Regions from separate parts of the Homo sapiens genome. Here region 1 is linked to region 2. Evidence: chromatin loops called from intact Hi-C (ENCODE). Cell type or tissue: heart right ventricle. All regions are shown on one strand. Links, peaks and the distances in the headings refer to the core of each region. The heading gives the core; the rest is flanking DNA. Region 1 holds the start of LOC105373857 (a long non-coding RNA gene). Region 2 overlaps PTH2R (parathyroid hormone 2 receptor).

Region 1 (16,547 bases), core at 4,790-12,789, 310 kb before region 2:
GTCTTCAGAGTGCATTATGATCAAAAAGAAAAATTCTAAATTATTATTCTTATCTTTATTTGTTGGTAATTCTTTTTATTAGATACACATTAGGAATCAGCAGGCAAAGAAAGAAGTACAAATTTGAAAAGCACAGAATAGTGTTTGGGAGCATAGTGATAATTAAGAAATCAGATCTAGTAAATACTATATATATCAAGTTAGGAAACATTCTTCCTTTGAATGGCTAACCAGAAAAGAGGAAAATGCTATTCATCACAATCTGGTAACTACAGCTGACCACAGAATTCTGCCAAAACTATTTTCCAATTAGATAGATAGACATAGATATAAATGACTTAGATCAGCTACATGTAGATGATTATACAGAGACAGGTTGAGACAGAAATATAGGAAGACATATACAAAAAATTTCTGAAAAATATTCTAACTTCAAGAGGAAATACTGTGAATTTAAAATAAAACAACTAGGTTTATTAGGCTTCATACTAAGCAATAAAAATAGAAATTAAAAACAAGTAATTATAACATAATTTTATCACTTTACTGGTATGGGAGATAAAACTTTTAATTTTAAAGATTTTAAATCTGGAGCCCATTTTTTAGTGAAATTAAAAGAAAAATCTGTAGAACCTATTCCAAAGGACTTGTCTTGGAATTAAAATAATCTTGAGAAGAGTTTAGGGAAAATTATATGATGTGGTAAAACAAAATACAACAGGAGCAATAAATGCAAATGCCTACAAGAGCCAGGTGATTAAAGGAGTGAAGTAAACAAGGCATACAAAATAATCCTAAGTGGCTGAAAGTGGTGCAAACAGGAGCTGGACTGTCTCACCTCAAGGGGGTGGTAGTCATTTAGTTACACAACCCCAGCTAATGTGTTGTGGAAATACAGGCTCAAAGTTTTTCAGTCTTTATTAGAAACTAGAAATTCAGATTTATGCATGAGACCTCTTAGCTTTTTAAATGTTAGCAATTGTTGCCTACCCAGAATCCATTTTACCTCTGTTCTTCTCAACAAAATAAAGATTTGAGCCCAAAAAGCATGTAGAATTCTCCTAGTTATAATTATTGGTCCATGCCTAGGCATATAACCTAAATTGCCTAATGCAGGTAGATAGAACATTAAATACATGTTTATGCCACTTAATTCTAGACCTGAAGTTTGCCCTTCTTCTTGCCTTTTATTTGTATGAGATAAAATACATCTCTTATGGTCCATACCAGTTTAAAATGGTCATTTAAAATCATTAAAAAGATACAGCCACATACATCTAAAAAAAGTCAGAAAACCAGAAATTAGTGTAGAAGTCATCCCAAAGGACTTAAGCCTTGAAATAAAGAATCCATTCCAAAGAATTTAAGTCTTGGAATAAAATACTTCATACTGAATTTTTTCAGGTTAAAAATTGATCCCATTACTTTACACTTCAAACTACTTAACCTGAAATGCTTTGGTTAAAGGAAAAATATATTCAGCATATTATTCGAAAATATAATTTAATTACTCTTTAAAAATAAGTTTTCCTGGCTGGGCACGGTGGTTCACGCCTATAATCCCAGCATTTTGGGAGGCTGAGTTGGGCGGATCATCAGGTCAGGAGTTCGAGACCAGCCTGACCAACATGGTGAAACCCCGTCTCTACTAAAAATACAAAAAAATAGCCTGGGATGGTCGCACATGCCTGTAATCCCAGCTACTCGGAGGCTGAGGCAGGAGAATCACTTGAACCCAAGAGGCAGAGGTTGCAGTGAGCCGAGATTGCGCCACTGTATTCCAGCCTGGGGGACAGAGCAAGACTCCGTCTCAGAAATACATAAATAAATTTTCCACTGTTTCCTAACTCTTCAGACACCGTGTGTGTGTGTGTGTGTGTGTGTGTGTGTGTGATCACTTTTCAGGCCAAACAAATGCTTACATAGCAAAAAATAATAGCCCAGCACCTCTAAGGGTCTGAAATATCGATTACATAACATAAATTTTCTGACACATGGTTATATGAATAATTACAATTATGTTTTTTAATCCCTTCATGAACCATATGTAACAGGTAAAAATATGCTTGAATTTCTAATGATAAATCGGAAAATTATTCCTCACAATTTCCAGTAATATTAAAGCTTGTTTAGTCCAAGTATTAGGAGATTCTGCATACATTCATGAAAATAATCAAGATTTCCCTTGAAAAGGAGAAAACGAATGAATATCCATCTGGCTAGCACAGGTTCGGTACCATCTACTCTAAATAGCAACTCATGCATCATCTGAATTGCTTGTGTGTGCTTTATAAATTGTTTATAAAAAAAATTTGCAGGCTTCAACTTCAATAAGTTACCATAATAGAAACCCTTAATTCAGTTTCTTACAAATTCTCCTAAAAGTAAAAAATAAAAATAAAACACAAAATGATAACTCTTAACAGTGAAAAAGAAACTTCTGAATGTACATAGACCTTTATTCCAGAATCTGGAAAGAACTGACATTAATTGCAACATAGCTGGAAGACGATGGAGAAAGAAAATCTATCCACGTTTCAGTGAACAGAGTAGTCTGGCTTCATATCATGGAACAGTCAATCTATAAAAGTAGAAAATATTCTATATCTCTTCTACTATTAAAAATTGTGTGTTGTTACTTTTACCACTGTAAAGCTCTTTCATAAAGCATCATAAAGTGTCCTCAATCTCTAGCCTGCTAAATCTGTCACCAGTTTTAATGAGAAATTGGAAATCAGGGAAAAAAGCACATGCAACAAAGTATCTATTCTGCTGCAGTACATTTTAAGAGGTATTATCTTCCATTACTAAACACTACAGGATGATGTAAGTTAGGAAAAATCCTCAGTGCAGTACCCACCCCTGCCAACACACCCCGGGCCTGCCAAAACCAGCTTCCTTCATATTTGTTGCAAAGTGCAGGAAAGGGAGCTCTGAGAATTTTAGGATTTCATATATTGTATTGACTAAGAATGACTGATGATCTGAAACTCAGGGCTTTTAGAAGTACAACTGTAAGAAAAAAAAAATACAGGCAGCCAGAGATTGGAAATTGCACTAATTGGAAAAGATGTAACATCATTCATGCAGACACAAAATGGAAGCAAGGATAATCCATCCATATTGTCAAAATAATGTATTTGCAGACCCAAGTTCTTTGAAACTAAGTTTAAAAATAAGTAATACGTGCCTATAAAAAAATCATAATAACAGAACAGCATCTGGAAGATATCCTGTGGAATCAAACAAGCTGAGATAAAAAAGGACAAAACTGAAATAAGAGAGGAGCAAGAGAAACTTGAAATGCAAGAGTAGAAATATAAAATAAAGTACCCAAAATAAATAAGCAGGAGACTTGGAGTACAAAATCAAATCAGTGACAGGAAGAACAAAAAACAGATTTCTAAGAAAATAAAAGCAATAAAAACCACTAGAGAAAAAATTAGCAGTATGAAGTGCATATGCAGATATTTTGAAAAGAAAAAATAGAATGAATAGAAGATTTAAATTTTTCAAATAATCTTCAGAGTCAAAGCAAGACCTGTATGTACAAGCTGAGTTGGTTCATAGATTTTAGCAGGAAAATATTGATGAAATAAACCCACACCTAGACAAAATTTTTGACAAAATATTTGAGCTACAAAGAATAAAAGCAAAAATAAGCAAAAAGTCAGCATTATAAAAAGAAATTAACTACAAAAATGCAAATATTATGATGCCCTTTAGTATTTTCTCTGCAATACTGGATGCCAAAATACAATGAGAAAATAGTTACAAAACTTTGAATTTAAAAAGTTGCAACTAAAGAATTTTATAATCAATATCAGTTGTAACAAAATATTGGATTATTCATAGGTTTACACAAGATAATATTTATTTTTTAAAAAGTAAAGTACTTGAAGATGGTGTTCAACGGTACAAATAGAGAACCTTAGCAGCACAGTAAGTATTATAAAATAAAAACAACATGGAGAGAACAACAACCATTGGATGACTGGAAAAATTGAATAATTATATGATTATATGAGGGTAGAAGAGACAAAAAGATGAGGAGAAAAGATGTATTTCATAGAACCCCTACTAGTTAACAAATTTGGAGTTCATATACAAGTCAAGCAAAGACCATAAGTTAATGTCTCAGGAAAATAAAATGTGGAATGACCCTAAGTTATGTAACCCCTTAAAGGGAGTTGATATTAAAATAAATAAATTATATTTGCAAGATACTTGGAGACCTTCCCAAACACGATGTGATATGTAAAATACTGCAGAACTGGCTCAAAATCACATGTGGAGTATACCTATCTACCTCTCTTCTATATGCGTTTCCTTGAAAATAAAGAAAAAATTATAGTGTTTCTGTACTTATATGCCATATAATTATATTTATAGCATAATTTTTATCAAATTTTATATTACATATTTATAGATATAACTATATAATTATATAACACATGAAGTAAAATATTAAATAATTCTAACAACCCAAATGTACTTCAACAGGTGAATAATGAAACAAATGATGATACATCCACACCACAGAATCCTACTCAGCAAGAAAAATAAACTATTACTGCCTGCACAAATTGGATAAACCTCAAGGGAGTTACTCTGAGTGGAAAAAGCCAATATCAAAAGGTTATATTGCTATATCATCCCACCTCTAATACAGTTTTGAAATGGAAAAATTAATGAGATGGAGAAACAAATTTGTGGTTTCCAGGTTTCGGGAATAAAGGAGCAAGGAAGTTGGCAGCATCTACAAAATGATAGCACAAAGGAGCCCTGTGATGGAAGTGACCTGTACTTTGAGTGCAGTGGTGAGTCTACACATGCGATGATATTACACAGAATGAAGTACACACACCGCACACACGAATGTATGTAAAACTGGCAAAATCTGAATAAGGTCAGTGGATTTTATCTGTGTCAGTTTTTAAATTGTGATATTTTACTACAGTTGTATAAAATATGACCATTGGGAGAAACTAGATGAAGCTTTCATGGGAGCTTACGTGGCTTTGCATTTTTTCTTATAACTGCATGGGAATCTATAATTACGTCAAAATAAGAAGCTTATAAAGCAAATGAACATTAAATATTTTAAAAACAGGAATGCTGGCTTGTATCATAGTGTAAGTACTTTATCAGAGATACTCCTAAATATTTTACTTCATGTATTTAATTAGAATAGATCTTTGCATTAAGAAAGCAAGATTCACTTTAATGCTGCTTCTGAAAGTTGCTTCGTAGAGAGAGAGAATGGAATGAAACACATGGTACAGTCCTGTTTCATAATAGATTTCAAGGTACATTCTTTAAAGGTTATGTTAAAAGTTGATTGTCTTAAATCTTTATTTTATAAAGAGACTTTAAAATTTAAGTGATCATGACTTTTGCATATTTTATGTATATTACGGGAACATTTAACTAAAAACTTATGAAAGAATAAGAGATGTTCTAAATCACCAAGGCAGTTTTACGTGCTTTAGATTTTGCATTAATAGAGACACTTTAACCAAAGAGCATTTCATGTTTGTCTTTCCCTCACCTCCAGTTCTTCAATTTAATATGTGGTTACCCTCTTTTCAAGAGTTACAGTACCATTTTAAATTCCCATTAGCGTTGTAAAATGATCCAGTTTTTCCATATCCCGGTCAGCATTTAGGGTTATCACTGTCGTTTTATTTTAGTCATTTTGATAGGTGTATTAGTGACATCTCATTGTGGTTTTAATTTTCATTCCTTTAATAACTAATGATATTGAGTTTCTTTCATGTGCTTATTTGCCAGATCCTTGGTGAAATGTCTCTTCAAGTCTTTTTCCCATTTTCTGGTTAAATTGTTTCCTTGTTTTATTGTTGATTTTTGAAAATTCTTCATATATTCTAGATACTAGTTCTGATATGACATTGTAGCAATATCTATAACATGTCTTCTGCCATGCTACAAAAAGCATGTTATTACTTATCTTTATTGGTTAGAAATGAGAGGCTACATCAAATGATATTTCTGGTTCTAGATCTTTGAGGAATAGGCACACTGTCTTCCACAATGGTTGAACTAATTTACACTCTCACCGACAGTGTAAAAGCATTCCTATTTCTCCACATCCTTTCCAGCATCTGTTGTTTCCTGATTTTTTAATGATTGCCATTCTAACTGGTGTGAGATGGTACCTTATTATGGTTTTGATTTGCATTTTTCTAATGACTAGTGATGATGAGCTTTTTTTCATATGTTTATTATACCCAAAGGATTATAAATCACTCTACTATAAAGACACATGCACACATATGTTTATTGCAGCACTATTCACAATAGCAAAGACTTGGAACCAACCCAAATGCCCATCAATGATAGACTGGATAAAGAAAATGTGGTACATATACACCGTGGAATACTGCACAGCCATAAAAAAGGATGAGTTCATGTCCTTTGCAGGGACATGAATGAAGCTGGAAACCATTATTTTCAGCAAACTAACACAGGAACAGAAAACCAAACACCACATGTTCTCATTCATAAGTGAGAGCTGAACAATGAGAACACATGGACACAGAGAGGGGAACATCACACATCAGGGCCTGACCATGGGTCGGGGGCTAGGGGAAGGATAGCATTAGGAGAAATACCTAATGTAGATGGCGGGTTGATGGGTGCAGCAACCCACCATGGCACGTGTATACCTATGTAACCAACCTGGATGTTCTGCACATGTATCCCATAACTTAAAGTATAATTAAAAAAAGCAAAAATAAAACAAGAAATGAGAGGCTAGAAAAGGAGGCTCCAAAACTTAGATAATGGCTTTCATTCATAATGCTCTTTAAATGGCTTTGGTTTGGCAAAATAAAATGTAACTTATTTTATTTTATTTTTGTCTTCTGATTGCTACCAGGCACTCTTCGGTGCTGAAGGACATAGCAGCAAACAAGTTAAATTTTTTGTTTTTATGAAACTTATGTTCTAGAGAGAGAAGATATCAAAACAAATCAACAAATAAGTGCATAATGTTAGATGGAGATGTGCTATAAATAAAAACAAAGTGAGATGATGTGAACACAGAGTGAAAGTGACACTGTTTTATAGAGGGTGGCCAGGAGTGATGTTTCTGATAAGGTGATAATTGAGTGGTCCTGAAGGAGTGAGAGAATGAGTCATGTGGGCTTGGGAAGGAAGGACAGGACCTTGTTGCCAGGACCTTCTCTGTGCTGCTATCCTGCTTGAATTTGAGAAACAGCAAGGAGGTAAGCACTCGTACTTGTTATAATTCAGGGGAGAGTGGATGGTATTCTCAACTAGGACAGTGGTAGAGATGGAGTGAGAGGTAGCTAGCTTCTAAATATACATGGAAGGTGGATGGGACTTGCTGGTAGTTTGAGTACGTGGCATAAGTGAAGTTAGCAAGATGGAGACTATTGATGGACCTTGACAAGGGCAACTTCATTGGAGTGGAGGAGAGAAATTGGGGCTGTGAGGATAAACAGCTCTTGTAAGAAATTTAGCTATAAATAAGATCTTTTTACAAATGTAAGTCAATTTTTATTGCCATTTATGCAATTATCTATGTTGTTTTTCTTTGATGTCCAGTGATTTTTTAGTATATGCCAAATTCCCCTATTAAACATGCTAGAATTTAATTATTTCTATTTTAAAACATTAATCTATTTACAGATTCTTGGCTAGAACTACAGTTTTAATGGTTGTTTTATAATGTATTTTAATATGTGGTAAAGCAAGTTTCTTATCCTTTTCTTGTTACAAAGTTTCCTTTTATATTCTTTTACCCACTTATTCTTCCAGATGAAGTTTAGAAACATCAAGAGTATTTTTAAAAAGAAATTATTTTAAAATTTTGATTAAAAAATATTTCCATCCCAAACTCATTTTTAGAAAAAAAAAATCTTTGAAATATTCTTTTTTTAAATTTTATTATTATTATACTTTAAGTTTTAGGGTACATGTGCACAATGTGCAGGTTAGCTACGTATGTATACATGTGCCATGCTGGTGTGCTGCACCCATTAACTCGTCATTTAGCATTAGGTGTATCTCCTAATGCTATACCTCCCCCTTCCCCCCACCCCACAACAGTCCTCAGAGTGTGATGTTCCCCTTCCTGTGTCCATGTGTTCTCATTGTTCAATTCCCACCTATGAATGAGAATATGCGGTGTTTGGTTTTTTGTTCTTGCGATAGTTTACTAAGAATGATGATTTCCAATTTTATCCATGTCCCTACAAAGGTCATGAACTCATCATTTTTTATGGCTGCATAGCATTCCATGGTGTATATGTGCCACATTTTCTTAATCCAGTCTATCATTGTTGGACATTTGGGTTGGTTCCAAGTCTTTGCTATTGTGAATAGTGCTGCAATAAACATACGTGTGCATGTGTCTTTATAGCAGCATGATTTATAGTCCTTTGGGTATATACCCAGTAATGGGATGGCTGGGTCAAATGGTATTTCTAGTTCTAGATCCCTGAGGAATCGCCACACTGACTTCCAAAATGGTTGAACTAGTTTACAGTACCACCAACAGTGTCAAAGTGTTCCTATTTCTCCACATCCTCTCCAGCACCTGTTGTTTCCTGACTTTTTAATGATTGCCATTCTAACTGGTGTGAGATGGTATCTCATTGTGGTTTTGATTTGCATTTCTCTGATGGCCAGTGATGGTGAGCATTTTTTCATGTGTTTTTTAGCTGCATTAATGTCTTCTTTTGAGAAGTGTCTGTTCATGTCCTTCGCCCACTTTTTGATGGGGTTGTTTGTTTTCTTCTTGTAAATTTGTTTGAGTTCATTGTAGATTCTGGATATTAGCCCTTTGTCAGATGAGTAGGTTGTGAAAATTTTCTCCCATTTTGTAGGTTGCCTGTTCACTCTGATGGTAGTTTCTTTTGCTGTGCAGAAGCTCTTTAGTTTAATTAGATCCCATTTGTCAATTTTGGCTTTTGTTGACATTGCTTTTGGTGTTTTGGACATGAAGTCCTTGCCCATGCCTATGTCCTGAATGGTAATGCTAGGTTTTCTTCTAGGGTTTTTATGGTTTTAGGTCTAAGGTTTAAGTGTTTAATCCATCTTGAATTAATTTTTGTATAAGGTGTAAGGAAGGGATCCAGTTTCAGCTTTCTACATATGGCTAGCCAGTTTTCCTAGCACCATTTATTAAATAGAGAATCCTTTCCCCATTGCTTGTTTTTCTCAGGTTTGTCAAAGATCAGATATTTGTAGATATGCGGAGTTATTTCTGAGGGCTCTGTTCTGTTCCATTGATCTATATCTCTGTTTTGGTACCAGTACCATGCTTTTTTGGTTACTGTAGCCTTGTAGTATAGTTTGAAGTCAGGTAGCGTGATGCCTCCAGCTTTGTTCTTTTGGCTTAGGATTGACTTGGTGATGTGGGCTCTTTTTTGGTTCCATTCCACTTCTGTGAAGAAAGTCATTGGTAGCTTGATGGGGATGGCATTGAATCTATAAATTACCTTGGGCAGTATGGCCATTTTCACGATGTTGATTCTTCCTACCCATGAGCATGGAATGTTCTTCCATTTGTTTCTATCCTTTTTATTTCCTTGAGCAGTCATTTGTAGTTCTCCTTCAAGAGGTCCTTCACGTCCCTTGTAAGTTGGATTCCTAAGTATTTTATTCTCTTTGAAGCAATTGTGAATGGGAGTTCACTCATGATTTGGCTCTCTGTCTGTTCTTGGTGTATAAGAATGCTTGTGATTTTTGTACATTGATTTTGTATCCTAAGGCTTTGCTGAAGTTGCTTATCGGCTTAAGGAGATTTTGGGCTGAGACAATGGGGTTTTCTAGATATACAATCATGTCATCTGCAAACAGGGACAATTTGACTTCCTCTTTTCCTAATTGAATACCCTTTATTTCCTTCTCCTGCCTAATTGCCCTGGCCAGAACTTCCAACACTATGTTGAATAGGAGTGGTGAGAGAGGACATCCCTGTCTTGTGCCAGTTTTCAAAGGGAATGCTTCCAGTTTTTACCCATTCAGTATAATATTGGCTGTGGGTTTGTCATAGATAGCTCTTATTATTTTGAGATACATCCCATCAATACCTAATTTATTGAGAGTTTTTAGCATGAAGCGTTGTTGAATTTTGTCAAAGGCCTTTTCTGCATCTATTGAGATAATCATGTGGTTTTTGTCTTTGGTTCTGTTTCTATGCCGCATTCCATTTATTGATTTGTGTATATTGAACCAGCCTTGCATCCAGGGATGAAGCCCACTTGATCATGGTGGATAAGCTTTTTGATGTGCTGCTGGATTTGGTTTGCCAGTATTTTTTTGAGTATTTTATTTGAACATTTTTGCATCAATGTTCATCAAGGATATTGATCTAAAATTCTCTTTTTTGGTTGTGTCTCTGCCAGGCTTTGGTCTCAGGATGATGCTGGTCTCATGAAATGAGTTAGGGAGGATTCCCTGTTTTTCTATTGATTGGAATAGTTTCAGAAGGAATGGTACCAGTTCTTCCTTGTACCTCTGGTAGAATTCGGCTGTGAATCCATCTGGTCCTGGACTCTTTTTGATTGGTAAGCTATTGATTATTGCCACAATTTCAGAGCCTGTTATTGGTCTATTCAGAGATTCAACTTCTTCCTGGTTTAGTCTTGGGAGGGTGTATGTGTCGAGGAATTTATCCATTTCTTCTAGATTTTCTAGTTTATTTGCGTAGAGGTGTTTGTAGTATTCTCTGATGGTAGTTTGTATTTCTGTGAGATCGGTGGTGATATCCCCAGCTGTGCACTCTGTATATGAAAAACCGTGAAAATGTACTTACTAAATGACCAAAGAGGTCTTAATGAGTAGAAATAGAAAGCACAAATTTGAATATAAGAATTGAATATTTTTATTTTAATAAAAAATAAAAATATTTTTAATAAATTTAAATAATTTTTAAAAAATTTAATAAAAAATAAAAATATTTTTAATAAATTTAAAAATTTAATAAAAAATAAAAATATTTTTAATAAATTTAAAAATTTAATAAAAAATAAAAATATTTTTAATAAATTTAAAATTTTAAAAAATTTTTAATAAATAATATTCAATTCTTATATTCAAATTTGTGCTTTCTATTTCTACTTATTATGACCTCTTTGGTCACTTAGTAAGTACACTTTCACAGTCTTTCATATACAGAGTGCACAGCTGTTTTAAATTTTTTGCTGTGTTTGTTTCTTTTGTTAATAGTATTTTAGAGTATATGTTCTAACTGGTAACTGCCTAAACTCAGAAAGGTTATTGATGTTTGCTACTGATTTTTAATCTGGCCAAATTATTGAATTCTTTTGTTTTAATATTCTTATAGGAGATTCTATTGGCTACCCTATGTGGACAACATTACCTGCAAACAGCAATATTTTTCTTTGTCCCTTGAAGTAGTTTTACCACTTAATTTTATTTTCTTCCTAATTACATTGCCTATAAATTATTGTTGTTGTCATATAAATCTGTTTTAGAAACATATAGTTTTCAATGTCCACATCTATACACTCGATTGATTTCATGGCTCAACTCTAATTCTTGAAAACTATATTTTTAAAGATTTTGGTTTTGATCCAGAAGTACCTCAGGTAAATATTTGACTTTTGACTATTTCTGTATATTTGTTGTTTTTTAAAGAAAAAGATAAATTTTGGAGATCTACATATCTGAGATTGACTGACGTTTTTATTTGCTCTCACAGATGAATGGCTACTAGGCTAATTATAAAATTCTTACTGTGGTTAATTCTACATTATATATGTATGCAGGATTATCAAATGTAGAGTTGTAATGTAACTAAAAATATTATGTTTCCCACGGGCATTTTTTTCTGTCTGGTAGGAATACTGGGGGAAATACAAATTAAAGAACCAGATCACTGATTTCTAGGAATAAGTCCCAGGAAGTGGTGTTCAAACTTTGCAGGCAGTTTTAAAATATATGAGCCCAAATGCATGGTGGTGCATGCCTGTAATCCCAGCTACTCAGGAAGCTGAGGCAGAAGAATTGCTTGAACCCGGGAGACGGGTGTTGCGGTGAGCCGAAATTGCACCATTGCACTCCAGTCTGAGCAACAAGAGCCAAACTCTGTCTCAAAAAAAAAAAAAAAAAAAGGCCCATTTTACAACATTTATCTCTCATTCATTTTGAGTTAATTTTTAAATTGCATATAAAATACCCATCCAGATTTATTTTTTCATTTGGATGTTCAGTTGTTCTTTTATTATTTGCTGAAAAGACTAACCGCTCTCCTTTGAATTGTCCTTGTCCTATGCATTTTATAGATTGTTTTGAATGGAATTTCCCTTCTATTTTTAAGTTGTTTTTTATTAATATGTAGAAAAGTATATATTTTGTATTAGACCATTTTGATGAACTTCCTTATTAGTCCTAAAATATTTTTACCTGTTTCTTTTAAATTTTTGAGGAAAATGGTAATGTGGTATTTAAATTATAGTAGTCTTTTTCTTTTCAATATTGACGCCTCCTATTTTATTCCTTCACTTATTGCGTTGGCTAGCTAAATCAAAATGGTGATTTCAGGAATCACTAACTTAGGGAATTTGATGAACTACTTCACATAGTTCACATTTACTGGTTTGTCCGATTCCTGTTGAATATAATTTATAAGGTTATTGAAGTGTTCTTCTAATCCTGGTTTGCTTAGAGTTTTAATTGGGGTTTTTTTCATTTATCTATTTATTGAATAATAAACTTATGTTGAACTTTTTAAGTTTTGAATAAACATAACTCATTCAAAATAATCTTTTAATATACTACTTAATTTAATGTTTAATATTTTATTTTTAGTTTTTACATCTATATTCATAGGTGATATAGATATTTGATTTTTGTATTGGTTATCCTAACTTCCTGAAATGTGTTGGGAAATTTTCCTCTATTTTTGCTTTTGCTGGTTTTATTTTTTCACCTAAATTTATTCTGTCTTGCACTATTTATTGAAGTGATTTTGCAGGAGGATCTCTAGGTCAGCATTTTTATTAGAAGCATTCATGTTGTTGTATATAACTGTGCTAAATTTGTTTTCATCACTGCATAAAATTTGATTGTGTGAATACACAGCAATTTGTAGACATCTTCTCCTCTTGATAGACATTCAGATTAATTTCAATTCGGAACTGTGATAGTTCAGAGCTATTTCTGTTCTGGGCTATTGCAAATAATGTTTCCATAACATTCTTTTGCATGTATTGTGGTTTACATACGCAAGAGTTCCTCCAAGGTACACACACATACTCTACAAGTGAAGTAGCTGGTTTGCAGAATATGCAAACCTTCCAGCTTTCCAGATAACTCCAAAATGTTTTCAAAACGACTCTACTAATTTATATTATCACCAGCAGATATGAGTTTCTGTTGTCAACATTCTTGTCCCAACTTATTTTGTTGAGACTTTCCTTTTTACCAATCTACTAGGTAAGTGGTAATATCTGATTTTAATTTTCTTAATAGGATTATCAGTGCTATTGAGAATTTTTTGGTATGTTTTGTTATCCTTATTTCTTAAAGGATCATAGATTTGCCATGCATTAGCTTTTCATCCCTGTAGAAAGGATAAAAAGAGCATAAATTTAGAAAATTGACAAGTTTGGTTTCAGATCCTGACACTGATTTTTATTAAAAAGAACGACTTACTGTTTTCTATGAGGTTATGAGAGCAAAATTATTCAGAGTGAAAAAAAAGACACAAAGGAGTACAATCTGTGTAGTCTCATTTACATTATGCTGTAGGAAAGCTGAATTTAGCTTTGGGGATTTTTTGGAGGATTAATGTGTATAATGTATATAATGACATCAAGCACAAAACCTGATCCATATTAGAAGCTGAATACATGTCCCTCTACCTCCTTTGCTTTCTTTTTCTTTGGTTGCTGTGTATGACAAATATCAGACACCTGTATAGTTAATATCTGACATCTGTGCAGTTAATATCTGTTATCTGTGTAGTTAATATCTATCACTGCTTGCTATCTGCGTGACACAAAAAAAAGTAGACTTAATTTACATGTGCTATTGTTTTATGTGGATTTTAAAAACTTTAGGTTGATTTTGAACAAGGAAACATCTTTGGAAACAGGATGTCTCTTATTACTAATTACATATCTGGAGAAATACGATTTCACATTAAATATATAGTCCTGATTTTTAAATAATTTATTTACATTGTGGTTCCTTGGGATTAATTATACAAAGCTGGGCCAACCCAGTCATTCAACTACTTTCTACTTATAATGAGACAAAAATTCCTATCAACTTTCCAATTTTTCTGATTTTTAGGGACAGGGTACTATGATTTATGAATATCCCTAGTCATGCCTATGTCAGTTAAACACACATACCCATATGACACAGAAAGCTTAGGTTGTTTGTTAGAGAACAAAATTAATAAATCCAAAAGCTGGAAATATCCTCTTGCTTGTTTTCATTTCTTATGCATAAATTACAAACAAAACCTAACACCTTTGGAATGTTATACCACTAATGGAAATATCTTTGGGGAACAAGAAACATCAAATCATATAAAGGTGCTTCTGAGAAACATCAAATCATATAAAGGTGCTTCTGAAAATCAGCATTCATTTTGAGATTTAAGGCACATTTTTTAAAGCTAAATAATACTTATAATTATTAAGTTAAGTTTGGTCAGATATATAAATCATGCTGTTTATTAAATTATAAATATAGAGAGCTTATTTTGAATTTCTCACTTCAGGAAATCATTTTCACTGTGTTATAAATAAGAACTCAGAAATTGGGGTGTGTCCACACACCTCTGTCATTACTAAAGGAAAACTGAAACTACATTCCCTATCTATTAAGAAAAATGTTGGTCTGATAGAGGAAAATAGTCCATGTTACTAAAACTAATTTCAAAATAACTCAAGGTCTTTACTGTTATTTCCTGGAGAAGACAGGACCCAGCAACACTAATTCAAGTACCCACTCTTCTCTACCTGTCCAATGCCCTACTTGATCTTCTCCATTCAGATTCTGTCTCCAGCTCTAAGACTCCTCAGTCCTCATTCCTCTACCTTCTTTGTTTTATGCACTTCTGTTCACACTTTCATGTACTTCCCTTCACACATTTGTGATCTTTTATTCCAAAAGTCAAAGAACATGTCTGGAAAGGCAGAATGATTTTGGAAGTATGAGAGGATAGGACAATCTAATCGAGTTATATTAAATTCTCATGCTAAGAATGTAATACAACACACTATACACATACACACACACACACACACACTCACAAGAAATCTGCCATTTATTGAGTACTTGCTGTTTGCCAGATGCTGTGGGGACCTGTTAGCATCTTCTGTGTCATCTCATCCTCATGGCAACCTTGTAAGGTAGGTGTATTAGTCTGTTTTCACACTGCTGATAAAGACATACCCTGAGACTGGGTAATTTATAAAGAAAAGAGGTCTAATTGACTCACAGTTCCACATGGCTGGGGAGGCCTCGCAATCATGGTGGAAGGCAAGGAGGGGCAAGTCACAGATTACCTGGTGGCAGGTAAGAGAGAACTTGGCAGGGAAACTCCTCTTTATAAAACCATCAGATCTCATGAGACTTATTCATTATCTGGAGAACAGCATGGGAAAGACCTGCCCCTATGATTCAATTACCTCCCACTGGGTTCCTCCCACAACATGTGGGAATTGTGGGAGCTACAATTCAAGATGAGATTTGGGTGGAGACACAGCCAAACCATAAGAATAGGTAATATTTCCATTTCATGGAGGAAGAAACACCCACAGAGATGTTTCTGAATTGCTGTGGAACAGAAAAAACTAGTTAGTACTCAAGCTGTGTGACTCTCAAGTCCATATTCTGAGCCACTCTGCTCTGCTTCTTTTCTAATGAAATGCTATGTAAATATGAACCTTTACATTTTGAAAGCATTCTCACCTTAGTACAAATAATTGTAAGAAAGGTAAGATACATTCCTTTAAAGGTTAATCTGATTCTTGAAAAGAGTCAAACCTTGTTGGAGCCAAGATTATGTAATTAGGTAGTCACCACACTGGGTGCTATAGTTTGGGGTAAGAAGGAAGATATGGATTCAAAATAATGAGACAGAATTTCCATGTATTTATAAAATTGAGTCAGTAAGTACTCTAAGTCATGGTGCAGTTGATCCCTTTCTTGGGAGTCATTAAAACAATAGTTCAAATCTAGATTCGAGAGTACACATATCAATAGCACATACAGTTGTTTTTTTATAGGTAATGAAAAATTATGACATTAAAGGTGATTATTCTTGCAATGTTCTTAGCAGAGTATTAAAGTACTAAGAATATAGTGAACACTCCACACATGCTATCTGCTGATATTAATGCTAATTATGACAAATTAATTCATCTGCAGTCATCAATTATGTGTGCTGTATTTGCTACTGAAAAATAATTGGAAGGCAACATTGACTATTTTTAACAAGAAAACTAACGGTAAAAATAAATTAAAATGAATAAAGTAAATGGCTGTAATGAACCCAAAATGTGAAAGCC
Region 2 (16,547 bases), core at 5,600-13,599:
AAGAACTTTTTTGCTTTGTTTATTTGCATATTGGTACTAAATGCTGAACTTTTACATAACAGGTAATAAACTCCCTGATCTCTATCAAATACTATAATTTGATTATCTGTATCACAAATATAAAGACAAAATATATAGTTCATTTCTAATCAGTTGGAATTCAATTTATAACTTGGAGACAGTTTCTATGGCAAATGTTAGAGCTTTAATTTCATTTAAAGTTATATTTCTAACTGACTTAGAAAAGAAAAGGAGTTCTGAAGGGGAGATTTTTCTCTGGGGGAAAAATCAATTTGGTATTTATAATTGTGTCAATGATCAGAGATTAAATTTTATCCATTTTTCTTAAAATTCCTTCCTTCCTAGTCAACCCTTGTTTTTGGTGACTGCACCTCTCCCTGCAACTGGGAGAAAATGAATCACTCACCCAAGAGCAGCTGAGAAGCATGTACCTTGTTTGTCCCTTTCTTTTCATATTTTGAAAAGTGCACTAGATATAATATTTTTTAAACTTATCACCTAAAATATTTCCTAAAGGCCTTTACTAGAAATACCATCTTATTCCTTCTGCCAGAGCTCCCTAAGATACCTTGGGACAGGTATGCAAAACAAAACATTTATTTAAAAAAAATTTAGCTCAGTATTTAATGCACTCTATGTAGTATGCAGCTTCCTCAGGAGTCACCTACTTGCTTAGTCATTCAATGTCATTCAATATTCAAATTTGATCATTACTGATACAATGAGCAAACCCATGATAAACACCACAAACTGTTTATTGACCAGAAAGATTAGTTCTTAGCTTGGATACACAATGATGATGTGAGGCATGATGAAACAAACATCTAAAAGTAAGTAAATATATGCCAATAAAAAGTGACCTGAAAAAGAAAGAATCTCCACTGCCCCATATATTCCTAATACCCATCAACATCTCTAATGCAAACCACAAGGTGTCAGTTACGTTAGTTCTCTGGAGGGTTATTTAAAGGTCAAAATCTCTGCAATAATGTTGTCAGATAAACATTGGACAAGATATCCCCAAAATGCTTCCCAACTTGAACATTCTTTGATTCTATGAATTATTTTTATGGAGTTGCCAGAAAAGGAACTACTGCCTGAACTACTGCAAAAAATAAGCATATGAATTCTAAAGTCTCAATGAGTGCCAGACCCTAATTCCCTAATAGGTTTTATGGTGTGTTTGTTTTTTTAATGCCAGTTAAGGGTTGCTTTAAACACTGAGTTTAGGATTTTCTCTTTTATTACTCCTATTCTGTAAGCATAGCTTAGATGTATGTACTATAAGAAAGGTGACCCTGGAAGAAATTTCTATTATTCAAATATAAAAGATATGTCATTAAATTAGTTATACATTTACATTTTATGACAATATTTACCTTTTCTTGGTTCTTTAAAAAAAAGTTCTCCTTGTTGCATTTTCACATTTTAATTCAGCTAAGATGAATCAACTCATTATAAAGGAAAATATTTTGAGACTTTACAGCATCTCCAAAGAAATGGATTTAAATGAATGGAATATGTGGGACTAACTCTCATCAAATAGCAAAAACCATGGATTGCCATCACGCTTGCTGCCCAAGCTCACCAGCTGCTGCAGCACTGATCTCCTTCCATTACTCACATCAGCAGCTGACAGTTATTTACAGTTGTTACCATTTTAATAAAACTCTTTAATTCCTGTCTCTTTCTTAGAAGGTTGCATCAAGAGTACAGTCTCTCATACAGATGTCAGAATCAATCAAACAGGACTATGCACTTAAAGGTGAATAGTACCTCTCTTAGACATTTGCGTCTCCAAGCTAGTTCATCTTCTCCATCCATCATAACACCTCTAGAGTTTTCTTTTTAAAACCCAAATCTGACCCACTTACTAACCTGCTTAAAATATTTTGATGTCTCATCACAATTTTAAGGAAAATTCCAATGTGCTTTAGCATGACATGTGAGTCCACTCCCATCAAACTCCACAGTCTGATCTCCTGCATATTCTGCAGATGCATTGTTCCTTCCAGCCATAGAAAACATAACATGCCCACTTGGCATGGGCTAATCTCTATGCCGGGAAAACCCTTCTCTGCGCTTTACCTATTAAGTGATTTAGGTAAGTGATTTCTAGTCTTCCTTTATAATTTTAGTTCAAATCTCACCTTCTTGGTGTTTCCTTTATTAAGCCCTCCAGACAGAGTTTGGTGTTGTCTCTTCCCTATTCTGAACTTCATGATGGCGTCAGAAAGACTTGGATAAGCTTATATCACTACTACATGAACCACCATTTCTGTTACTACACCTCTACTATTACCACGCTACCACTAGTAGTAGTATTACTGCCGTATTATAGGCTACTATTTACTGAATGCTTTTCATAGGTTATATTAAGCCCTTTAATAATCTTACATAGTCCTCCTAATAACCCTATGAAGTAGATATTACAATATCCAATTTCCTTTTTAGAAAACTTCATTTTAAAAGGGGCTAAATCATAGTACAGTCAGCAACTGGTTAAGAGTTCACACAGGATTCATACACTTGTTCACACAACTACCAACCCTATAATAAAAACTATTATGAGTTGCACCTCCTCTGCTAATGACCTGTATGACCTTGGATATGAGTTTGACTGCTTGTAGACTAGTAAAGTTAGTAAGACTCAACAAAATCTAAGATACCCCCAGCTCCAAAACCCTATAATTCTAAGTCACATACTTCTCTGTGTGCCGGTATTGTCAGTTATAAAATTGAAACAATAATATGGATATATTTATGCCAGTTAACTATGAAGAAAACTATATTTTAAATGATTGTAAGGTACCTACATGTGGCATGCTTATCATATAATCTTATGATCCACTATAAGTAATATCATTAAATATATATTTATATTTTCATTCAGCCAATATTTCCTAGGCACCAATAAAGGTCAGGCATTCTAGGAAAATAAAAGAATAGATCATCCCTCCCCATGAGGAGCACACAGGGAAGACAGAGCTAGTAAGTAAAATGCAATACGGTACACTTCTAAAGTGTCTGATCACATGAAACACAACTAGCCTCCCACAACCATGTGAACACCCACTGCTTACACTGGCCAGGACTTTTGTGTAATTTCAGGTTTCATTGTTAAAGGAATTTGTCCAGTCCAGTGTTCTCCAAATAAGTCATTTAGGGTGCCATCATCATGATTTTGCCATATTGATATTATTTACCTACTATTGCCTACTTCATATCTTTCTTCAATCAACTTTCATTAAATTATTAAAATTCATATTTCATACCATTAAACATAAATAAAGAACCAGTAGAAGCTTTTATAAATAAAAGACAACTGTGAAATACATATGATGGAAACAAAAAGCCTTATGAAATGTTATCTAGATTGGGTTGCCTGTCTTACCTCCCCCTACCCCCAAAGAAAGACACCACACATGTGAGTGTTGTTCAAGACCAGGACCAAAATAAAACTTTCTCCTTGATGTGTTCAGAAGGGTTGGAAATGGACCAATATTCATATATGATTCAATAATGCTTAATGACCTTGCATATACCACCTAAGTCCTCTCATGCACCAGGGTATGTGCCCCTACATAAGGAAACACTGCTCTAGCTTAAATCCTATGGCAAGAAAGAGCAAAAACTGTGGGCTCTGGCATGGCATTACCTGGGTTTGACCTTGGCTTCAGCATTTTCTAAATGTATAACCTCAGGCAAGTTACATAACCTTTCTTGAACCCAAACTGGGAATAATAAAAATACCTACTTAAAAGTTATTTGAGGATTAATGCAAAAAAAGACTCTGAAATATGCTTGAAACAAAAACAGACTCAAACATTTATTCATCAGATGATTAATAAAATATAGGAGATTAACTTTGTTAAGAGACAAAGGAAGACTGTATTAGTCCATTTACATGCTGCTGATAAAGACATACCTGAGACTGAAAACAAAAAAAAGGTTTAATGGACTTACAGTTCCATGTGGCTAGGGATGCCTCACAATCATAACAGAAGGTAAAAGGCACATCTCACGTGGTGGAAGACAAGAGAAGAGAGCTTGTGCAGGGAAACTTCCCCTTATATAATCATCAGATCTCATGAGACTTATTCACTATCATGAGAATGGCACAGGAAAGTGACCCCATGATTCAGTTACCTCCCACTGGGTCCCTCCCACAACATGTGGGAATTCAAGATGAGATTTGGAGGTGAGGAACTTGTTGCGAACTGGAGCAAAGGTGACTTGTTATCTATTATCAAAGAGACTGGTGGCATTTTGTCCCTGCCCTAGAGACTTTTGGAACTTTGAACTGGAGGGAAATGATTTAGGTATCATTCCACCCCTGGACTCTCCCAAATCTCATGTCCTCACATTTCAAAAGCAATCACACCTTCCCAACAGGCCCCCAAAGCCTTAACTCATTTCAGCAACAGCTCAAAGTCCACATTCCAAAGCCTTATCCAAGACAAGGCAAGTCCCTTCTGCCTATGAGTCTGTAAAATCAAAATCAAGTTAGTTACTTCCTAGATAAAATGGGGGTACAGGCATTGGGTAAATACAGCCATTCCAAATGGGATAAATTGGCCAAAACAAAGGGGCTACAGGGCCCATGCAAGTCTGAAATCTACTGAAGTAATCAAATTTTAAAGCTCCAAAATGACATCCTTTGACTCCATGTCTCACATCCAGGTCATGCTGATGAAAGAGGAAAGCTCCAATGGCCTTGGGCAGCTCTGCCCTTTTGGCTTTGCAGGGTATAGCCCCCCTCCTGCTTCTTTCACAAGCTGGCATTGAGTGTCTGCAGCTTTTCCAGGCACATGGTGCAAGTTGTTGGTGGAGCTACCATTCTGGGGTCTGGAGGACAGTGGCCCTCTTCTCACAGCTCCACTAGGCAGTGCCCCATTAGGGACTCTGTGTGGCAGCTCCAACCCCCATTTCCCTTCTGCACTGCCCTGGCAGAGGTTCTCCATGAGGGCCTTGCCCTTGCAGCAAACTTCTGCCTGGACATCCAAGCATTTCCATACATTTTCTGAAATTTAGGCAGAGGTTTCCAAACCTCAATTTTTGACTTCTGTATACTTACAGGCTCAACACCACATGGAAGCTGCCAAGGCTTGGGGCTTGCACCCTCTGAAGCCATGGCCCAAGCTCTACATTGGCCCCTTTCAGCCATGGCTGGAGCAGCTGGGACACAAGGCACCAAGTCCCTAGGCTGCACACAGCACAGGGACCTTGGGCCTAGCCCACAAAACCACTTTTTCCTCCTAAACCTCCAGGCCTGTGATGGAAGGGGTTGCTGTGAAGACCTCTGATATGCCCTGGAGACATTTTCTCCATTGTCTTGGGGATTAACATTTGACTCCTTGTTACTAATACAAATTTCTGCAACCAGCTTCAATTTCTCCTCAGAAAATGGGATTCTCTTTTTTATTGCATTGTCAGGCTGCAAATTTTCCAAACTTTTATGCTCTGTTTCCCTTTTAAAACTAAATGCCTTTAACAGCACCCAAGTCACCTCTTGAATGCTTTGCTGCTTAGAAATTTCTTCTGCCAGATACCTAAATCATTTCCCTCCAATTCAAAGTTCCAAAAATCTCTAGGGCAGGAACAAAATGCCACCAGTCTCTTTGATAAAAGATAACAAGAGTCACCTTTGCTCCAGTTCCCAAAAAGTTCCTCACCTCTATCCGAGACCACCTTAGCCTGGATTTCATTGTCCACACCATTATCAGCATTTTGGTCAAAGCCATTCAACAAGTTTCTAGGGAGTTCCAAACTTGCCCACATTTTCCTGTCTGTGAACCCTTTGAACTGTTCCAACCTCTGCCTGTTACCCAGTTCCAAAGTCACTTAAACATTTTCAGGTATCTTCTCAGCAGTGCCCCACTCTACTGATACCAATTTACTTTATTAGTCTGTTTTCATGCTGCTGATAAAGGCATACCTGAGAATAGGAAGAAAAAAAAGGTTTAATGGACTTACAGTTCCATGCGGCTGGGGATGCCTCAAATCATGACAGAAGATGAAAGGGCACTTCTCACATGGCGGCAGATAAGAGAAGAGAGCTTGTGCAGGGAAACTCCCCCTTATATAATCATCAGATCTCATAACAAATTCACTATCACGAGAACAGCACAAGAAAGACCTGCCCCTATGATTCAATTACCTCCCACAGATCTCTCCCACAACATGTGGAAATTCAAGATGAGATCTGGATGGGGACACAGCCAAACCATATCAAAACATTTTGGTAAAGATAAAATTTGAGCAGGGCCTAGAAAGACAGTTTGATCACCTATCACTGGATGCTGGATGAAAGGATGGGTGAATGGGGAGAGTAACACAGCATGAAGGAAATATTTACATAAAGACAAATACCACAGTTCCTCCTTTTCTTTTCCCTAACCGGTAAATTCAAGATCTCAGGTTTCTGCTAGTACCATATAACTCTCCACACCATAATACTGGCATTCTCAAGGCCCTTTCATAAGTACCCAAGAGTAAGTCTGCTCAATTTCCCAATCTGTATTTTTGTGTCTCTGGTTTTATTTTGTTTCAGCTGTTATAGTGCCTCTTGGTTGACATCAGTGCAAATGCAGGTGCTTATGTCTCAGTCAGTGCCCCAGCTTGGTCAAAATGTATTGACTCAACCAATCTCACCTTTCCCACTTCTTTCAGGCCAGCTGTCCTGCCTGCAGCATCTCCTGCTCTTCAGGCTGAGCATCCCTATGCCTTCTCATGATGCTCCAGGAGGCCCAGAACCAAAACAAAGCATCACGTTCTTTTGTTAATTAGGAAATATTTCTCTTATATTTTGATCTTACAGGGAAGAATTAAAAAATCATCCTCAAATCAACATCAAGATGACACAGGTGTCTGATAAATGATTACATTTGGGGACATTTATTTTCAGAACAAAATTTAGTATTTTCCAATGACTCTAGTTCTCTTAAACATAATTTTAACACACTTTAACAAAACAGAAAACAACAATGCTATAATTATAGACCCTACAATTCCAAAATTAAGTGATTCCTTCCAAACTTATACTGCAGTCTATGGTTATCTCTAAAAATCAGTTATCTTGACATGACTTCTCCTGACTGCTCATACTTAACAAATTCCTTTACTCTCTTAAATTTAGTTTACCTCATATATTGCTTAGAAATTCTGACCATAATTTATCTAATTTTACTCCTAGATATACAAACATCAAATTAATAGAATCTACAGTATTATAATAGCCAAAGACAGAATTAAGTAAGGGATCTAATTTGGATTTCAAATTCTGGGCAAATAGTTTCTTTGTTAGCATATATGATGCATATATTTACTTAAAACCATGCCACATGTAATGCATGACTAAAAAACAACTTTATATCCTAAAATTAACCTATTTTTAAAACTATGCACATAGCTATATAAATGGAAAGATTTTTCCCATAAATTCAAGACACAGTTTGACAGGTTTTAGAAAGCAAGTGAAAAGAACATGGCCACAAAACACATGTTAAAGTCTGTTTCATCATACTAGTCGTGTGACCTATATCTGCGTGAGCTGTAGTTTTCTCCTCTAGAAATTGAAAAGATTGCATAAAATGAACTCACAAGTTCTTTAATTTTACTTGCTTTGTGCTCTTACTTTGCCTCTTTCCTCTTCCCAGTTCCCCATGATATCTATTTTATATGCATGTTTTGTTTTTCCAACAAGTATTTATTGAGTGGTCATTCTGTGCCAGGAAACTAGCTAAGCTCTAGGTATCATAAGTTTAGAAAAAAAATGGTTCTTGTTTACATAAACCTTGCAGTTCGGTGAAAAAGATGGACATTCAACAATGAAAGACATGATATACTGTGATGTTGAAAAGAAAAAGCCTTTCTGTGCCCTGTAGATTACAATTGGTAATCTAATTTAGATTGGACGGCATCAAGGTCACAAAGAAAAAGTAGTATTTCAAATGAGGCACAGAAGGAAGCACATTCCAACCTTCTAAAAGTACAGTGGGGCATGTAGAACAGCCCTGAGAAAAACACAGGCAGACAAGGTCAAGCAACTGACTGGAAAGCAACATAGCCAGGGTGTGGCATGTAAAGAGGCACAAGCATCAGTGAGCCATCTTTGCTGGATTATCAGAGATGTTAGATTTTATTATAAGTGCATGGAGTTCATTGGGTAGGGACATTGATGCTGAAGTCAGAACCCGGCTCCATCACTTAATATTGGGTATTCTTGGGCAGTTTCCTTATTTAGAGTTATTGGTCGGATTAGATACATTGATGTACATAAAACACTTAAAACACTGCTCAGTATATTGTAAGAACTATGTCGTGTTTGTTGTTGTTATTATTATCTTCATCCTTCCTGGCTTCACCACACAGAACAACTCAGAAGAAGGAGCACCACCCTCTGCACACATGGTGGTTAAGTTCTGGGCTTATTTCTCCCTTTACAGACAGGTTCTAAAGTAATATGAGGTATGTAGGCTTCATGGTCCCTAATAATGTGGCCTGAAATCCCAGGAGGAAAATATATAGGAGAGTTTTGCTGGAAATCACTGCAAGACCATTTCATTATCAGATTAGCCTAGAGATGTCAGCTGCTGCATAGGAGACGGTGTGAGGCCAAATACAAATTTAAAAATAAGAGTCTTCATTCTCCCTGTTGAAAATGGGGGAAGAGATTTCACTTTCCTCCTTTTTCTTAGAGCATTTACCTTAGAAAACTTGTATGTACTTTCTCATCTCTTTGAAATGTTTATAAATCCTTTTGAAGATTAGATAGGCCTTTGGTCAGCTTTATGGCCCAGGAATGTCTTTCGCAAGGACCTAGGAACCATCTTTTTGAAATGCTAACATCAAGAGAGATAGCATCCCTGTCTCTCAGTTTTTGTAGGATAGAAGCTTAACTTCTGTAGGCACCTATCTTGAAGTTGCAAAACTTCCTCCTGACATAAAGAAATGACAAGCTTGTTTTTCCTCCAATAAAGCTACTTAGCCACAACAGGTGGTCACCCCAATTACCAGGTAAAGTTAGGATGAATCATGTGTAGCATATAGTATTGTCAAGTCCCTTTTACTTGAGAACTAGTTATTGTGTCTCTTGAAAACGTGTATATAATGAGTTGTAACTGCTTGGCTATAAAAAGGAGTGAGATTTCTTTCTCTTTGCAATCTCTTAGCAGATTGCGTGTAGTGCACACCACATTCTGGTTGAGTAACTTAATACTAAAAGTGTTTTTCTTCTGTATTACCTTTGTGGAGAAGATTTTTAGGTTAGGAGAAGATTTTTGTATTAAATTATATTTCCCCAATAGTAGAAAGCTAGGGGGAAAAAAAAGAAAAGAAAAGAAAACTTGCTCCCACCATTTGTTTGCTATTATAACAAACAAATGCTGGATAATCTGACAAAAATTTTTTTAACTTTTTAAAATGCATCAGAGAACAAAGTTACAGGATGACCAATTAACCCGAAATTTAAGGAAAGTCTGACATCTCCAAGGAGGATGGAATGTAAGCACTTTCTTCCCTGGGACAGATGCCAAAAGCTAGCTGATAAGAAGAATTTGGCTGAAATGTTGAACAAATTGTACAAACAATGAACTATCCAAAAAAAATAAGAACAAAATCAATTTACAATAACAACAAAAAGAATAAAATACTTAGAAATAGGTACCAAAAGCACAGGCAAGAAAAACAAAAATTAACAAGCAGGATTGCATTAAACTAAAATGCCTCTGCACAGCAAAGGAAACAATCAATAGAGTGAAAAGGCAACCTGTGAAATGGTAGAAAATATTTGCAATATTTATGTATTTAATGTATTCAATAAAAATTAATGTATTCAATGAGGGGCTAATATCCAAATTATATAAGGAACTCAGACAACTGAATACCAAGAAACAACCCAATTTAAAAATGGGCAAAGGAGCTGAATAGACGTTTCTCAAAAGAAGACATACAGCTCTAGCTCACCAAGCCCAAGTGGAATGAGTTAGGAGGTCTCTATGCCATGCAGATTGCCCTCAAAGCAACCTGCAAAAAAACTACAAAGGCCAGTGTGCCATCTACTGGAGGGGTGAAGAAACTTCACCGTTAACAGGCTGGATACCAAGGCGCTTGGTGAAATTAGATGTTATCAGAAGTCCACTGAATGCCTAATCCATAAACTTTTCTCCTAGCATCTGGTGCAAGAAACTGCTAAGGACTTCAAAACAGATCAACACATCCAGAGCACAGCTGCTGGTGCTTTGCAGGAGAAAAGTGACGTCTATCAGGTTGGCCTCTCTGGAGACACCGAGCTGTGTGCAATCCAGGCCAAATGTGTAACAATTATGCCAAAAGACATCCATGCTGCATTCATGGAGAACTTGCTTGACAATCCACTATGATGGGAAACATTTCATTCTCAAAGAAAAAAAAATGAAAAGCTCTTCTTCCTTTTATTGGTATTTCTGAGCGTTAGATTCCCCCTGCCGCTGCCCCCATGGAGTCAAAAGGCACCTAAGTAAATGACTGTGAGTGAAAAAATAGGGAATAGAAATCACGTATTGGCAGTTTTTCCATTTTTGTTTTTGTGTGAATTTGTAATATAAATGCATGGAAACAAAGTATTAATGCACACCAAATGTTTCAGCTGAACAAGTTTCAGCAGTTCACCTTTATAGCAGTTATAAATAGACCTGTTAAATTTTTCTGAACAATGCCAGCATTTGGATTTTTAAAAAAAAAAAATTTCTTGACAGCAACTAACTGGTGTTTGTAGCACTTTTATCATACAGTAAATTCCATCCACTCACTATACTTTTCTCAGAAATCCTACATGCAAGTACATGTTTTTAATGTTGTTTTTGCACTGTTCCTGTCAGTTTGCTACCAAAATGCATTAAAATATTTTTTTAAAAAAAAAGGAGTTGGCCCTGCGGTGGCTCATGCCTATAATTCCAGCACTTTGGGAGGCCGAGGCGGGCGGATCACTGAGGTCGGGAGTTTGAGTCCAGCCTGGCCAACGTGGCGAAATCCCATCTCTACTAAAAATAAAAAAAATTAGCTGGGCATGGTGGCACGTGCCTGTAATATCAGCTACTCGGGAGTCTGAGACAGGAGAATCGCTTGAACCCAGGAGGCAGAGGTTGCAGTGAGCTGAGATCGCACCACTGCACTCCAGCCTGGGTGACAGAGTGAGACTCCATCACAAAAAAAAAAAAAAAAAAAAAAAAAAAAAAAAGACTTACAAATAGCCAACAAGTATGTGAAAAGTGATCATCATCACTAATTATCAGGGAAATCCAAATCAAAACCACAAGCTAACACCTCATACCTGTTAGAATGGCTTCATATGGCTGGGCATGGTGGCTCCCACCTGTAATACCAGCACTATGGGAGGCAGAGGCGAGTGGATTGCTTGAGCCCAGGAGTTTGAGACCAGCCTGGACAACATGGCAAAATCACATCTCTACAAAAAATACAAAAATTAGCCGGGCATGGTGGCACATGCCTATAGTCCTAGTTACTCAGGAGGCTGAGGCAGGAGGATCACTTGAGCCCAGGAGATCAAGGCTACAGTGAGCCATGATTGCACCACTGCACTCCAGCCTGGGTGACAGAGTGAGATCCTGTCTCAAAAAAACAAACAAACAAAGAATGGCTTAATGGCCGTTGGTAGTTCAAAAAGACAAAAGATAAATGTTAGCTAGGATGTGGAGAGAAAAAAAAATGTGTACCCTGTTAGTATGAGTGTGAGTAGGCACAGTCATTATGGGAAAAAGAATAAGGGGTTTTGTTTTGTTGCCCAGGCTGGTCTTGAACCCCTGGCCTCAAGCGAGCCTCCTGCCTATGTCTACCAAAGCACTGGGATTACAGGCATGAGCCACCATGCCCAGTCTATTCCCATTTTATAGATGGCAAAAGTGGACCCTGACTTTTTAAAACTTGCCCAAGCCTAGCCTGCCCAGTAAAATTTCAGCCTGCACATTCAACAGAAGGGCAGGCCTGGGATGCTAACAAAGACAGCCTGGCCCAAAATCTATGCTGTAACTACTGCGACACATTTGGCATCATTCCCAAGAAAGGGCAGACCTCCTTGGTCCTTCATACTGTGTCCATGTGCATCTCAAATGGGCTGGACAGACAAATCATGTACTGGTGTGGCAGAGCTTTCCCTGTCTTTACATCTTCACGCAGACCTGGAGAGAAGAGACCTCGGGCGCCCGTCAGGTTCACCACAGGGGTGCTAACTTACTGTCTGCCTGGTTTGCCAGCAAGTCACGGGGAAGATCATAGAATGTACTTAGGAAGACGTTTCTTTTTAATCAAATATTTATTGCATTTAATAACAGGACCTCACATAGGAAGAAAAAGTGAAAATAACATTATGTTATACTTTTCTCACCTCGTGTTTTATTGTGTTTGAATAGAAGGTGAATCATGGAATGGTTTACCTGGAAAATTACAAAAGTGAGAGCTTAATAACTTTTTCAAAATGTAAATATCGATTTCTCGATTATGAAGTAAAGCCTTCTGATACACCTAAAATGGAGAATACTAAAATGTTTAACAAAAGGGTAAAAATAAGCTCTACTCCTACCAACAAGAGTTAATAATTATACCATTTTGGGTAGATAACGTTATAGCCTTTTAAAAAATAGTCACACCAATGGTATGCCAGGTTTTATGGGATACAAGGAGAGTGGACATTCTGTAATCAGAAGTGCCTATGCACAAACAGAGAAGCAATCATGGTGTCATCCTAGGGGATCGTGGAGTCTGGGAAGCCAGATCATCCCTGGGAGTCCCCTCAGGTCTGAACAGCCACTTCCTGATATACAAGGTAGAATGTGTTAGCTTTATTGCTGTCCAGAAACCAACATTATTTTTATGACTTTATGGAGACATTTTTTAAGTTAATGTGTTGCAGGGAGTAGGAGAAATCTACCTGGAGTGTGGGCAAGTTATTAACACGTGAAAAGTAAAAATGATAATAGCTAATGCTTACAGCGCTGTGTGGCAGCCACTGTTCCTAATGCAGCCCAGTGATTAACTCTCGTAATCTACACTATTATTCCCATCTTTTAGATGGCAAAAGGGGATTGTGAGTTTAAATAACTTGCCCAAGGCCAGCCTGTACCATAAAATTTCAGCCTGCACGCTCAACAACAGGGCAGACCTGGGATGCTAACGAAGGCAGTCTCGCCCAGAGCCTATGCTGTAACCACTGTGACACTGTCAAGTGGTCAGAAAAGGGATGTCTGAAGAGGTTGTCCGTAAGCTGGGACCTGAAGGAAGAATGGACAAGCAGGGGGAACAGTATGGCAGGCATACAGAACAGCACAGGCAAAGGCCCTGAGGTGGGAACAGTGTAGCATGTTCAGGAAACTAAAGAAAGCCATTGTGTGGAGCTGAGGCAGCAGGAGGGAGAAGATGAGATGACATGAGATGGGGGAGGAAGAAGGGACCAGGTCATGGAAATGAGGAAAATGTGTATGCCAAGTGTGAAGGGACAGTGCTCAGAATTCCAAGCCCTAACTCTCTCAGCCCCATGTCCTTTCCACTTCATATCACTGTGGCTTAAACCCCCACCCAGCAGACACCCACAGTGGTTACCCACTGCCAGCTTCAACGAAGCCCTGAGATCTTTCCAAATGAAAAACCTGATTCCTTCACTTTCCAATGTCTAAACCTTTGGTTGTCATCCCTTGCAAGATTAGGTGTCAATTCTTTAGTGAGGCTTAGAAGCCCCTTCAGGGTCTGGCCCGGCCTCCTTTGCAGCCTCAGCTCTTGACATTATTCCACACCCACGCTCAACCTTGGCACAGACCATTGGAATGCTCTCGTACCACTTGCCAACCTGTGATGAATAAATTTCCCCCATTAATCACTACCACCTTTGCTCATGATTTTGTGTTTATTATTTACTTCCAATGCAGATATTAAATTAGTTTTTTTCCTGAATGTTAATCATGCTTACAGAGCTCTGGTCTTTGGCATTCTAAGTGAAATAATCACTGTCCTTGGAATCCAGGTTTTAAAACATATCAACTTGGGTTCACTGTGTATAATCCAAGCTCCTGGATTTCCAGGATTTCTGTGTGTGCTTCAAGTTGATCCTCTGAACCGGTGCCACTGGCAATCTAACTACCTGGTGTTACACATCACACAATTATCCACACAGGCCTTCCACATTCTTATTCCCAGGAGGGCCAAATCTCTCTCCTAGGAGCTCTATATTCTTGAGGTGTATCTTCTTGTCTCTTGAGATATTCCCCTCTTCTGAATTGAAAACTATACCTTGGAGCTTTTCATTATAATTCTATTTTTTCTTTCCTTTAGTTTTCCACTTGCTTTTTTAGTTTTTCTCCTTCTTAACTCAGCCTTCTCTAAATTATTGATTAAAATAAGTAAATTATTTATTTCAAATCCAATTCTTGACATTTTATGAAAACTTTCAGATACACTAGTAGATTGTGAGTAAGTTAAGAGCCTTCAAGGGAATTGTGATAACACTAAATTATAATAATGAAACAAAAAGGTAACTCTTAGTGAACAGAAAGATATTCTTGAGTCTCAGCTGTGATTTTTGAGATTAAATCAACTTCATAATATAGGAAAAGTACTTCAGAATTCTTAGCTTAGAACTGTCATAATTTTAGCTCAAGAAGATGAAAATGGCCTTCTACATTAATTTTCTTCAAAGTTTATTGAGTGTGCCATCACTTCTATTTCTCCTTCGCCAACAGCGAATCTTCAAAAGCCCTTTAATCACCTAGCTTTACTGTTTCACATTACAAGTTACAAATCTCAGAAAATAAATTTTTCATCCATGGTGATGATGTGAGTGACTTAGATCTGTAAACAAACTATAAAGCTTTGGATAAAAATCAGTCATTTCCATGGAAAATGCCCTAGGATTTCCTTTTCTCCACTGTCCTTTGCTTCAATTCCTGATAATTTTACAAGGATCTCTTGCATTTCAATAGGTCCTTCCTTTTCATCAAATGTAAAATCATATTTAATCATTATATAATCATTATATTAAAATGTGGGTAAAATTAAGAGCATTAATTAACTCTTATTGGTCAGTTTCAGTACAAGACACTGAAGGCAAAGAAAAAGTAACAAGATAAAGATTGTTCCCTTAAAAAGATAATAGTAAGATATGGAGAAGCAAACACACAGAGGAGGAACTAGAAAGGAGGAAAATAAAAGGCTTAAAAGTATAAATAAGGATTAAATACCAATGAGTGAAAGGGAAATCTGAGCAGTTAATTTTTATCTTTAAGTTCACTGATGTCTCTCAGGGATATAGTTACAGATCTAGGATTTTTTTCACTAAATTAATGTAGCAGCATTTGATTTACATTAAAAATTAAAATTACAGGTGTTTATACATTTAAGCCATGCATTCATCCATAATCGATTTTTGAGCTTCTCCTAGGATATATGGAATTGGGACCAATTTGTTAATAGGATGGTTTAGCAAGGATACAAAATAGCTTCTCTAAACGTGTTCTGTATTTTATTTCCGTCTCTAAACATTTATTTCAATGGGCTTCTAAACTGAAGATTCCTTTTGATCTCTCCTATTTTCTTTATGCATTTTTCCTATGAGGTAAATAAGCTTTTATCTGATTCTTTGGATGAGGTTACAATACCTCAACTACATTAATAGCTGCCCTTCTGACAAAGTAGGTGACACATTGTCCAAAAGAAAACAAGAAGAATATGAAACTGGGAAACAAAGAAAAACATCAAAATTAGTTAATAATCAAGTTGCTACATTGTTTTCTAATTTAACATTTATTATCAAGATAGTAATTATTTTTTTAAAATGCTTGTAATATGTATTACATACATGAACACCAGGAAAACACAAGGTGGTGTAATTTCTTCAACAACCCAAAAGAAGCTGATGCCTTAAAGTCTTCAAAGAAGATCAAGAGTAAACATTTTGATAAGTTTTATTAGATACAAAGAAGTGTGTGGTTTTGTTTTCCTTTGCAACACAGATGCAATGTGCATTGGAAATATTATAGGCAGATAAGGTCCAGTGCAACATGCATTGTGGTCTTTCTCCCTATTATTAGGTTAGTGAAAAAGTAATTGTGTTTTTTGCCATTACTTTCAATTCTATCTAATACCTATTAGATAGAATTATGTGGGATACTTCTTGGTATAAGATGTACTTAACTCCTTGGGGAAAGTATGCCAAATAAAAGATTTAGGGAATACTTTATACATCATATTACCATTCTTCTCTCTCAGTAATTTCTCTGTTTTCCTGCTATTCCACCTTTTCCTCCCTGTCACACTGACCTACTACCAGGTGATCAGAATGTTAAAGTGGTAAAATAATATCGTGGATGAAAAGGAGACATAGGGCCTTCCAACTCCCTAAACATATAAATGCTCATAGATATTTTGAAGTCTCGGAATTGACCCCAAGTGCTAGCTGATTAAAGGAAGGCTTTCTGCATGGATCTCAGTGTCAGTCACAATAAGGGTCTGATCTCTGTCCCAGACTCTCCCAATAGATGTTG

Evidence for each region. Peaks named below come from ENCODE experiments on the same cell type or tissue, not always from the same donor. Only the 100,000 strongest peaks of a DNase experiment are listed, where the experiment ranks them.
Region 1: it touches region 2 in a loop (2.8-fold over the local background); 10 of 110 quality-filtered maps call a loop at or near these places.

What each region holds. Positions count from the first base shown.
Region 1 is chr2:208,767,678-208,784,224 of GRCh38, reverse strand. All of the region lies in intron 3 of LOC101927960 (a long non-coding RNA gene), which reads right to left. LOC105373857 (a long non-coding RNA gene) reads left to right here and starts at 10,529. Exons shown (of 4, transcript XR_007088063.1): 1 at 10,529-10,562; 2 at 15,327-15,386. It overlaps LOC105373856 (a long non-coding RNA gene), which reads left to right. Exons shown (of 4, transcript XR_007088062.1): 3 at 4,504-4,638; 4 at 4,724-5,120. In heart right ventricle, for the core only: no CTCF peak of the experiment used is centred there; no DNase peak of the experiment used is centred there.
Region 2 is chr2:208,460,081-208,476,627 of GRCh38, reverse strand. All of the region lies in intron 9 of PTH2R (parathyroid hormone 2 receptor), which reads right to left. It also overlaps the pseudogene H3P9. Among named protein-coding and RNA genes, the nearest start is that of PTH2R, 62 kb to the right of the region's middle. In heart right ventricle, for the core only: CTCF peaks have their summits at 9,885 and 10,084 (motif pointing left); no DNase peak of the experiment used is centred there.